Linked DNA regions of Mus musculus: region 2 is linked to region 1. A link is a contact called in ENCODE Hi-C or POLR2A ChIA-PET data. All regions are on one chromosome and are shown on one strand. Each heading gives the region's core, a stretch centred on a gene start or an enhancer-like site at or near the end of the contact. The rest is flanking DNA. Distances are from core to core; before and after follow the strand shown.

Region 1 (4,799 bases), core at 1,624-4,123:
ATCGGTCTCTTCTGTAATACATCTCTGTTCCTTCCCTTGGCCCAGCATTACAGTCACCCATTGAATACCAGAGACGTGAGAGCCAGACCAATAGCCTGGGGCGACCAGGAGGGCCTTGGGTAGGGAGCCCTGGGAGAATGCGGCCTGGAGACCTGGCCCAGGCCAGCATGCACACACCCATCAATGGCTCTCTCCCTTCCCTGCTACTTCTGCCCAGAGGGGAGGTGTCCAGAGTGCTGTTGCCCCTGGATACACAGGTATGGGGAATAGTTTCCTACTAGGGCAGAAAGTGGAGGGCGTTTGTCTCCACCCCCACCCCATTTCCTTATTCCACCACTATCCTTTTGTGTGACTTTCCAAATTTTCATTCTTACTTTCCTTTCTTTCCTTCTGGGGCAAGAGGAATCTTTAGGGTCTTTAACTGGAGAGAGGAATGAGGGAAGGCTGGTAGCCCTGGCTGACCCTCTGACTGGTAACCCTGGCTGACCCTCTGACTTGAATCTTCCTTCAGGCTCTCAGTGATACCCCCCAGACTCCTCATGACTCTCCAGCCCTTCCCACTGTGAACACTCCTCCCTGTCAGGCCAGGCTCGCCAAGCTGGATGAAGATGAGCTGTAACCCCAAAAGTGCAGTGCTATTGGCGCAGGCATGATTCCTCAATGAATTTGGAGGGGGAATCCTGGAAATGTGCCAGAATCCATCCTCCATGATGTATAGAGGATGGGAGAGACTGGGCCTGAAAGGACTCTTTTCTGCCCAAGGGACACAGGATCCGTCAGTTCCACTCCCTGCATGCACCACGACCCACTCAAATGGAGGATATGGAGGAGCTTGGAGGGAGGATGAGGGCAGGGACCAGATAGAAATTATTGGCCTGGGTTGTGATTTTGTTTTCGAGTTTTCTTGTGAATAAAAGTTTTGCTATATCACTGAGGTTGTTGTCTTGGGAGGGAGATGGCGAGGCTGCCGTGGGAATGGGTTGTTAAAGTGGCATAGAAGAAGTCTGCTGGCTGCAGTCATTTGAGGAGGGCCCTGGTGATAAGAAGAGGGTAAAGCTGGATGTGTGGCGCACACCTTTAATCCCAGCACCTGGGAGGCAGGGGCAGGCGGATCTCTGAGTTGGAGGCCAGACTGGTCTACTGAGTGAGACCCTCCCTCAAAAACAATAGAATGAGAATGTTAGAAGATAAGAGACCTCTATCTTTGCCCTTCACCTCTAATCAATTGTAGCATCTCTCACTCCAGACCTCAGGCTTAGGGAAAATCTTAATATCTCTTAATGTATTCTCCCCTTTATTCAGGGCCCTGGGTTCTAGATCTATCCTTTGGTTCAGACTCCACCAGAAGGCTCACTGTTCTCTGACCCCCTACCACTCACAGTATCTAGATCTAAAAGCACAAAACACCCCGGGTACCTTTCCTCTGAGCATCCATGCTCTGCTGAAGAATGGGAGGATGGAGCAGCTCTGGAGTCCTCTTTGCCATCTTGAGGGAAAGGGGTAAGGTGTGTGCACGCTGAGTAGGAATAGATTCTTTAAATTCGGAGCTAATGTGGAGAGCTGAAGATGTCTGCCCCTCCCAGCTTCTGGCACAGCCTCTGGAACAGAGACAGGCAAGTGTGTGGAGACCCATATGACTGCCTCTGGGTCCCTATGTATCTGTGTGTCCACCGTGTCCGTCAGTCCCCTGGGCTCAGTCACGTGCACTGGGGCTTCCTCAGCAGACAATAGACTACTGGGGTGGGGGGTGGGGGGGGGGAGATATGGGAGCCTCAGGTCTCTGTGGCTGACAATGAGGGGAGGGATCTTTAAGGGGGGGACAGGACGTGAAGCCCAGATAAGATTTCTGGGGAACAATAGGAGGAATTGAAGAAGAGAGGCCCACCCTCTCTGGACCCCACCCTGGGCTTTGGGGTCAGGGACTGGGGGAACCACAGGGTGATGGGGGTGCCGAAGCATCTCTGAGTGGATGACGGCAAACAGTGAAATCCTGGGGCCCAGAACCTTTGTGTCTCTTCAGGGGTACATGAGGTGGGTGGCTGGACCCTTCATGCTCCTGCGGCAGCCAGGCCCACCACTGCCAGTGGTGACAAGGTGCCCAAGGCAGCAACGGGCAGCGGTTCCAGCAGCACACGGCATGCCCTTAGTTTAATCGTGTACTTCTAAATGCCTACTTGGAGAATAACACTGGATGTAAGGAACAGTATTAGAGGACTTTGGGGCTCCTAACAAATAGATAAAAATGTCTTTGTTAATTCAGTCTTTCCCCTAAATCAAACCCAGCCATCTGCATTAGAGAGGGTGGAGTGGGTCCCTGTCCCTGTCCCATTCACCATGCACCCTGTCGCATTCACCATGCTTATAAAACAGTAAGGCCTCTTGTACTTTACTGGGGCAAGTTTGCCACATGAGGAATGGGATTTGAGTGGGGAATCCCAACTGGCTGTGAATTTTGTGCTCCAGCAGTGGTGGTGGTGGTGGTGGTGGTGAGAATGCAGAGGCTCAGGGAAAGAAGACCTGTGACCCAAAAGGAACCAGCTCTGTCTTTGCTCAAAGTGCAAATGAAGAAAAAAAAAATGCCTCCCAGTCCCTGAGAAGCGAAGCGATGAGGGTCACTGGAAGTGACTGTGGGTCTCTTATCTCCCTATGGTTCCTCAACATCCTCACAGCAGGCCCCCAGGTTCTTAGGCAGAGCTAAGAAAGGATATCTGAGGAAACGCCTAACACAGGGACTTTTTCCACCCAAGCCTGACCCAAGGAGGTACTCTAGAGAGTACTCCCTACAGGTCCGGATTGGACCCTGCTTTATAGAGGCGGGCTCAGAGCTGATGGAACAGAGGGTATTTAAGACCAGGAGATGCTGCAGGGGGCCAAGGACAAAATGAGTGGGCCACTTGCCTCTGGGACCTGCTCAGATCCGGAAGAGGTTTCTGACCTTAAGTCTCCGCTGAGCTCAAGGTTCAGAGAACCTCTCACCCACGCTCGGTTCCAGGAGCTCTTCGGGGGCGCAGAGCCGGAGCCGGAGCTGCCAGCGGAGCCCTGCCTACCCTGCTTGTGCAGGCTGCGGAGGAGGCGAGCCAGCGCCTGTTCTGGGCCGGGGGCGTGGCGCGTGCTGCTGGCACGGCTGCCCCCGCTGCGTTGGCTGCCCCAATACCGCTGGCGAGCCTGGCTGCTCGGAGATGCTGTGGCTGGAGTAACCGTGGGCGTTGTGCACGTGCCCCAGGGTAAGAGTCCCCAACTTCAGCCCGTTGGAATTCCAAGTTATGGGGGGCTTTCAGGGCAGGGCCCTGGGAAGCTGAGAGTCCAGCAGTGATGTGGAGGACTTGTGTCCCTGCATGGGGGAGGATCAGAGAGGAGGAGCTTGAGGTTCGGTTTGAGAGGACTAAGGGACTCCATCATAATTCCCCACCCCCATCCCTCCACATCTGTGCAATTCTGCGAGATATACTGGACTCTGTTCTGCCTCAGAGAATTGTAGAGAGGCACAAAACCTGCCACCCAGGACGTGGGCAAGGATCTGTGACCTTGTCAGCCTCACGACCTCCCACTGAGGCCCATTAATTAACCTTTCCGTTCCCTCCGGGGCCATGATTGATAGTATCTGGTGTCAACCCAAGAGTGTTGGGAAGGGCAGTATCTGGAGGTTGTGCACCCCACCATCCCCACCCTCATCCCATCCCCACCCCACCCCACCCCGATTCCTTCTACTTTTCTACCAGGCATGGCTTTTGCCCTCCTGACCTCGGTGCCCCCGGTGTTCGGACTCTACACGTCTTTCTTTCCTGTTCTCATCTACAGTTTACTGGGCACTGGGAGACACCTGTCCACTGGTGAGTGGCCACACTGCTCATGACTTTGCTTCTCTTTGGGATGAAAATAGACAGGGACTTGAGGCATACCCTCATCCCTTGAGATAGGGTCTCATTTTATAGTCTTAGCTGGTCTGAAGCTCCCCACAGACCAGGTGGTCTTAAACTCAGAGATCCTGCCTCTGCCACTTGCGTGCTGGGATTAAAAGCAGGGGTCAAACACACCTTAGCAAGGCTGCTACTTGGAAGCTTTGGGGCTGTATTCCCCTCTGCCCCCTTCCCTCTCCTACTTGCCACCTCTCTTGGGATCCACAACCCATTTCCACCCCCTTTGCACAGAACTCTGTCGCCTCCCTAGGCTTGTTGGAGTGGGTATAGAGGCGACAGTTTACAAGGATCTCCTTGTCCCCTGTGACATTTGGTTAAAAGAAACAACTTGAAGGGACCATGACCTTGAAGGGAAAGAGGTGCACAGTGGCTCACGGTCCAGTGAGAGCGTGAGGAAGGGGCACTTTTTTTTTTTTTTTTTTTTTTTTTTTTTTTTTTTTGCCAGTGGGTACACTCTTTTCTCCTTGCCCACTGGTTCCATGGGTGCGCTCTTCCGCATCGGTTCCTGGCTGCTGCACCAGCTCGTGATCCTAAGGTCTTCTAAGAGAGCGGATGGGACGCATGTGAGACTCCAGAACTGTGCGAGTCACGGCTGCTGCTCTGCCCCAGGCTGCACGAATGCTAATCTCTGCATTTGGCCCATGACTGCAGGAACTTTCGCAGTACTCAGTCTAATGACCGGTTCTGTAGTCGAGAGGGTGGTGCCCGAACCCCTCGCGGGGAACCTCAGTGGAATCGAAAGGGAGCAACTGGAAGCTCGGAGAGTTGGGGCGGCAGCCGCTGTGGCCTTCGGGAGTGGGGCGCTAATGGTAAGCGAGGACTCGACCCGGGTGAGGACCTTAGATGAATCCACCGAAAAGGACCAACACAATTGTGCCAGAG
Region 2 (4,587 bases), core at 1,267-3,766, 100 kb before region 1:
CTGCCCTCTGCCTCCCTTGGCTGGTGGGGAGGCTTTCCCTTTCCCCAGCCCTGAGCAGGGCCTGGCTCTCAGTGGAGCTGGCTTCCCGGGGATGCTAGGGGCCTTGCCTCTCCCTCTGAGTCTGGGGCAGCCTCCCCCTTCTCCATTCCTTAGCCACAGTTTATTTGGTGTGCTGGCGGGGGGAGGACAGCCTCCTCCTGAGCCCCTGTTGCCCCCGCCAGGGGGGCCTGGCCCTCCCTCAGCCCCAGGCGAGCCCGAAGGGCCTTCACTCTTGGTGGCTTCTCTGCTTTCACCACCCCCTTCCGACCTCCTCCCGCCTCCTTCTGCACCCCCTAGCAATCTCCTTGCCTCTTTTCTGCCCCTGTTGGCCCTGGGCCCCACAGCTGGGGATGGGGAAGGCTCTGCAGAGGGAGCTGGGGGTCCAAATGGGGAGCCATTTTCAGGTTTGGGAGACCTGCCCCCCCTATTATTTCCCCCACTTTCAGCCCCACCCACCCTCATAGCTTTAAATTCTGCGCTGCTGGCTGCCAGCCTGGATCCCCCTTCGGGGACACCCCCCCAGGTAAGACCCAGGGTATGAGCTGGTGGGGCAGAATAAGAATTAAATCAGGCTGGGCTCTTCTCTGGGGAAGACTCAGTCTTGGCTGGGGTAGGGTGGGTGCAAGAAGGGCGCACCCCTACTTCACCCAAAGTCTTAGTCAAACAATGCATATGGAGGTGCTGCTGTACGCCTGTCCGACACTTCACTACACGCTTAACCATTCTTCGTCTTAGCCCTGTGTCCTGAGTGCCCCCCAACCTGGACCACCTACCTCCAGTGTCACCACGGCAACTACTGACCCGGGGGCCTCCTCTCTGGGCAAGGCCCCCTCCAACTCAGGGAGACCCCAACTTCTTAGCCCTCTGCTGAGTGCCAGCCTGCTGGGTGAGTGGCATGAGACAAGCAGTCCAAACTGGGAAGTTTCCTCTGACCATTGGGTAACCCTGAAGAGAGTATGGGTCTGCTCAGCCTGTGAAGGAGAGGCTCTATGTACCCTTTCTCAGCAGGTGATCTGTCTTCACTGGCCAGCAGCCCTGGAGCCCTCCCCAGCCTGTTGCAGCCTCCTGGCCCTCTTCTTTCCAGCCAGTTAGGGCTGCAGCTCCTCCCTGGGGGGGGAGCGCCTCCCGCCCTGTCAGAGGCTTCTAGTCCCCTAGCCTGCCTGCTACAGAGTCTCCAGGTAAGAGGATGGGTCTCTGTCAGGAAGAAAGTATTTCCTAAGCCTGGGAAGGTTTTCTGAGTACAGAGGACTGTGGTTGAAATAGAGATGTTTTTGCCAGCAGATCCCTCCAGAGCAGCCAGACGCCCCCTGTCTGCCCCCCGAGAGCCCCGCCTCAGCCCTCGAACCGGAGCCTGCCCGGCCTCCCCTCAGTGCCTTAGCCCCACCCCATGCTTCTCCTGACCCCCCAGTCCCCGAGCTGCTCACTGGGAGGGGGTCAGGGAAACGGGGCCGGAGGGGAGGAGGGGGACTTAGGGGCATTAACGGTGAGACCAGGCCAGGCAGAGGCCGAAAGCCGGGCAGCCGCCGAGAGCCTGGCCGGCTAGCACTCAAGTGGGGGACACGTGGTGGCTTCAATGGACAAATGGAACGGTCCCCAAGAAGGACTCACCATTGGCAGCATAATGGGGAGCTAGCGGAAGGGGGTGCTGAGCCCAAGGATCCACCCCTTCCTGGGACCCATTCTGAGGACCTTAAGGTAGGTGTCCTGATGTAAGGTTCAGGTACTGGGCTCGAGTGCGCGTCTCCCTTTCCACACACACTATCCATCTTTCCTCAGGTGCCCCCGGGGATAGTCAGAAAGTCTCGTCGTGGCCGGAGGAGAAAATACAAGTGAGTGTGAGGCCCACCCTGCGCCACCTATTTGTTGGGACTAGAAAAGTGTCCTCAGTGCCATCTGTTTCTGTGGTATTAGGGATCAACCCAGGGCCTGTGCATGTTAGGCCAAGTGTTGTACTACTGAACCATATAGACCCCTGGTCCCAAATAGTGGCTTGCTTTTCAAAAATGGCAGATACTTGAATATGAATAAGGACATTGTGCCTTTACTATCCAAATGTAGAAGTCTCTCACCAGCCTTCTGAAATTCACCTGGTGCTCGGGAGCTGCTCCTGATCATCTGTGCCCTTATTGCAGCCCTGCCCGGAACAGCAGCAGCTCCCGCCAGGACGTGACCTTGGAACCCAGCCCTACAACGCGAGTAAGTGCGGCTTGGAGGTGTGGGGGTTAGAGCCAAGAGTGGAAGGTTAGCGTGGTGGGGAGAAAGACTCCTGTTACCTCAGCTAACTGATCACTTCTTTCGACTTCTCTTATACAGGCAGCTGTCCCTTTGCCTCCCCGGGCCCGCCCTGGACGTCCTGCCAAAAATAAGAGGAGGAAACTGGCCCCATAGCAGCCATACCTGGAGCTGGAATCTGACCCTGACTGGGGAGAGCTGAGTGCTGAGCCTTGGGAGCCCCTGCCAGCCACGTGCACCTGTGGACAGTGGGTGGGGCACTACTCCCCACTCAGAGCACAAATGCAACCCCTCCCCTACAAATCCCATCCTGAGCCATTGCAGGGGTAGGGAAGCTCACCCCTCCCCCCCAAAGCCATGTCACTGAAGAGGCCTGGGGGGTGGTATATGGCCCCTCCCCATCAGGCGCTAAGGGGACACCCCTTCCCCAGGTCTTTTATTTGTTTAAGTTATTTTTGCACAAATGACTCTTTTATATTTAATTCGACTTCATTGCCTCCCTTCTTAAAGCTAGCAGGCTCAGTTTACAAACCTGTGAGCTACTGTTGGCTGCTGCCCTCCTTCCCAGTGAAAGGTACAGAGCAATAAGCATCATGCATCTCCCCGATTCCCACTAGCACCCCTCTGCCTCTGGCTCAGGTTGCTCAAAGCACAGATCCCCTCTTATCCCTGTCCCCAGGACCGAAACACATAGCCTCATTTCAAAGCGTAGCCAGGTTCCCTCTGCTTTCCTCTGGGATATGGAAAGGGGGCCAAGAGGACTTTGGATCTCTCCTCCATACACACTACACTGGCCCTTCTCCCCATCAAGCGCTCAGAGACGGTGTGACGATGCCACTGGGGGTTATGCAGCGTGGTCCAGCCGGAGCGGCCAGCATGACCAGCTGTCCAGGGGCTGCCTCCTGCCTTTTTTTTTGTAAAGACAAGACCCTTGGGAGTTTTCATTCTGTTTTGTACTTGCCCTGTGGGGCCTCCACTGCTTTTCTATGGGAGACACTCTTAATTTAACAGATGAGAATATTTTGAAACTCTGGTTCTGACTCTGTACTCATTTTTTTATTTAGCTCTTCGGTAAGAACAGATTACAGCTGAAATAGTCTCATAATAGTGTGGCTTAGACTGTTAACGTTATGCACGTCTCTCAGTGCTGCCTCTCCGAAATCCAGGAACACAGCAGAGACTCCACGGTACAACAGCATTTAATGGTCAGAGACAGTTGTACAGTGTTAGACTCGGCCAGAGACAGACGTTAGAGGACGGGATCCAGTCCCTCTCCCACAGCAGGCAAAGCACTTACTGGACGGGAACTGCATGTGGCTGGGCCCACAACCTCATCCAATAAGAGCCCCCAGCTCCCACTCTGTTTGTCGGGAGGGTGTGTACCCCACATGCAAGAACCCTTGCCCTTGTCAGGTGGGCTGGGGCTGTGAGTGACCCTGTGGAAGGGTCTGACAAAGTTCAGGGGCAAGGGTCATCCCCGCTCCCCAGCTCCCAGTGATGCTCACTTTCCCAGCCTCTTCATCCGAGCATCAATGCTGGCAAAGTTCCCCTCAACTGTGGCCAAGTTTTCACGCATCGTTGTCTGCACCTATAAAGGGGCAAGAACAGTCTATCAGAGTCTATCCGAGATGAGGAACACCCAGAAGAAACTCTCTCTCTTTTTTCGAGACTTTATCTGTGTAGCCCTGGCTGTCCTGGAACTCTGTAGACCAGGCTGGCCTCGAACTCAGAAATCTGCCTGCCTCTGCCTCCCAAGTGCTGGGGTTAAAGGCGTGTACCACTACTGCCCGGCGAAGAATCTCTCTTTTAGAAAAAGAGAAACAGATAGACTAAGATCTATCTAAGTTGCTAGAGTGCTTGCCTAGCAAGCATAAAGCCCTGGTGCAATCCCCAGCTGCACATAAACCCCATGCACTCCAGGTAGAGTGGCCGGCCCTTTAATCCCAGCATTGGAAGGCAGAGGCAGATGGAGCCATCTCTGTGAATCTGAGTCCAGTTTGGATCAGATTCAGTTTGCAACCAGTGTTTACACAAACACACCTAGGCCATAGGGTCTGGAGGGGTGTCTCAGAGGTTAAGAGCACTGGCTGTTCTTCCAGAGGGTCCAGGTTCAATTCCCAGCACCCACGTGGGATACATGAGAATTGTTTTTAAAACAGAAACACAGCTTTGGGTCTCTGGTTTTGAGAGGGGTGGGTGGGTGAGTGGGCGGATAGGTAAAGAAGTGTTTGTAGCAGCAGTTTTCAAGCAACCCTCTGAGTGCTGTGGACTTAGGTCAGGGTCTACATGACTCATACTCTGACCCTCTCCACCTTC

Evidence for each region. Hi-C counts contacts between places; a loop is a spot of excess contacts on that map. ChIA-PET counts read pairs that join two places held with the same protein, here RNA polymerase II (POLR2A).
Region 2: a map of regulatory T cell shows a loop between it and region 1 (2.1-fold over the local background). The contact joins the enhancer-like site here to the promoter of Slc26a10 in region 1. A Hi-C loop is called at or near these places in 1 of 37 maps with a recorded cell type or tissue (regulatory T cell). POLR2A ChIA-PET finds 5 or more read pairs at or near these places in 4 of 5 experiments (Patski and embryonic stem cell).

The regions. Positions count from the first base shown.
Region 1 is chr10:127,178,656-127,183,454 of GRCm38, reverse strand. Slc26a10 (solute carrier family 26, member 10) reads left to right here and starts at 2,873. Exons shown (of 18, transcript NM_177615.4): 1 at 2,873-3,224; 2 at 3,720-3,830; 3 at 4,569-4,726. The coding sequence starts at 2,882. It overlaps Arhgef25 (Rho guanine nucleotide exchange factor (GEF) 25), which reads left to right. Exons shown (of 15, transcript NM_001358557.1): 14 at 46-257; 15 at 512-934. The coding sequence ends at 619.
Region 2 is chr10:127,280,673-127,285,259 of GRCm38, reverse strand. It overlaps Dctn2 (dynactin 2), which reads right to left. Exons shown (of 14, transcript NM_027151.2): 14 at 3,301-3,859. The coding sequence ends at 3,773. It overlaps Mbd6 (methyl-CpG binding domain protein 6), which reads left to right. Exons shown (of 13, transcript NM_001347171.1): 7 at 1-562; 8 at 775-925; 9 at 1,048-1,217; 10 at 1,321-1,734; 11 at 1,816-1,868; 12 at 2,172-2,235; 13 at 2,353-3,304. The coding sequence ends at 2,427. Among named protein-coding and RNA genes, the nearest start is that of Mbd6, 6.1 kb to the left of the region's middle. Within about 2 kb of position 2,516, at least 1 of the 3 ENCODE cell types and tissues checked has a DNase peak (open chromatin) inside an H3K27ac peak, as active enhancers do.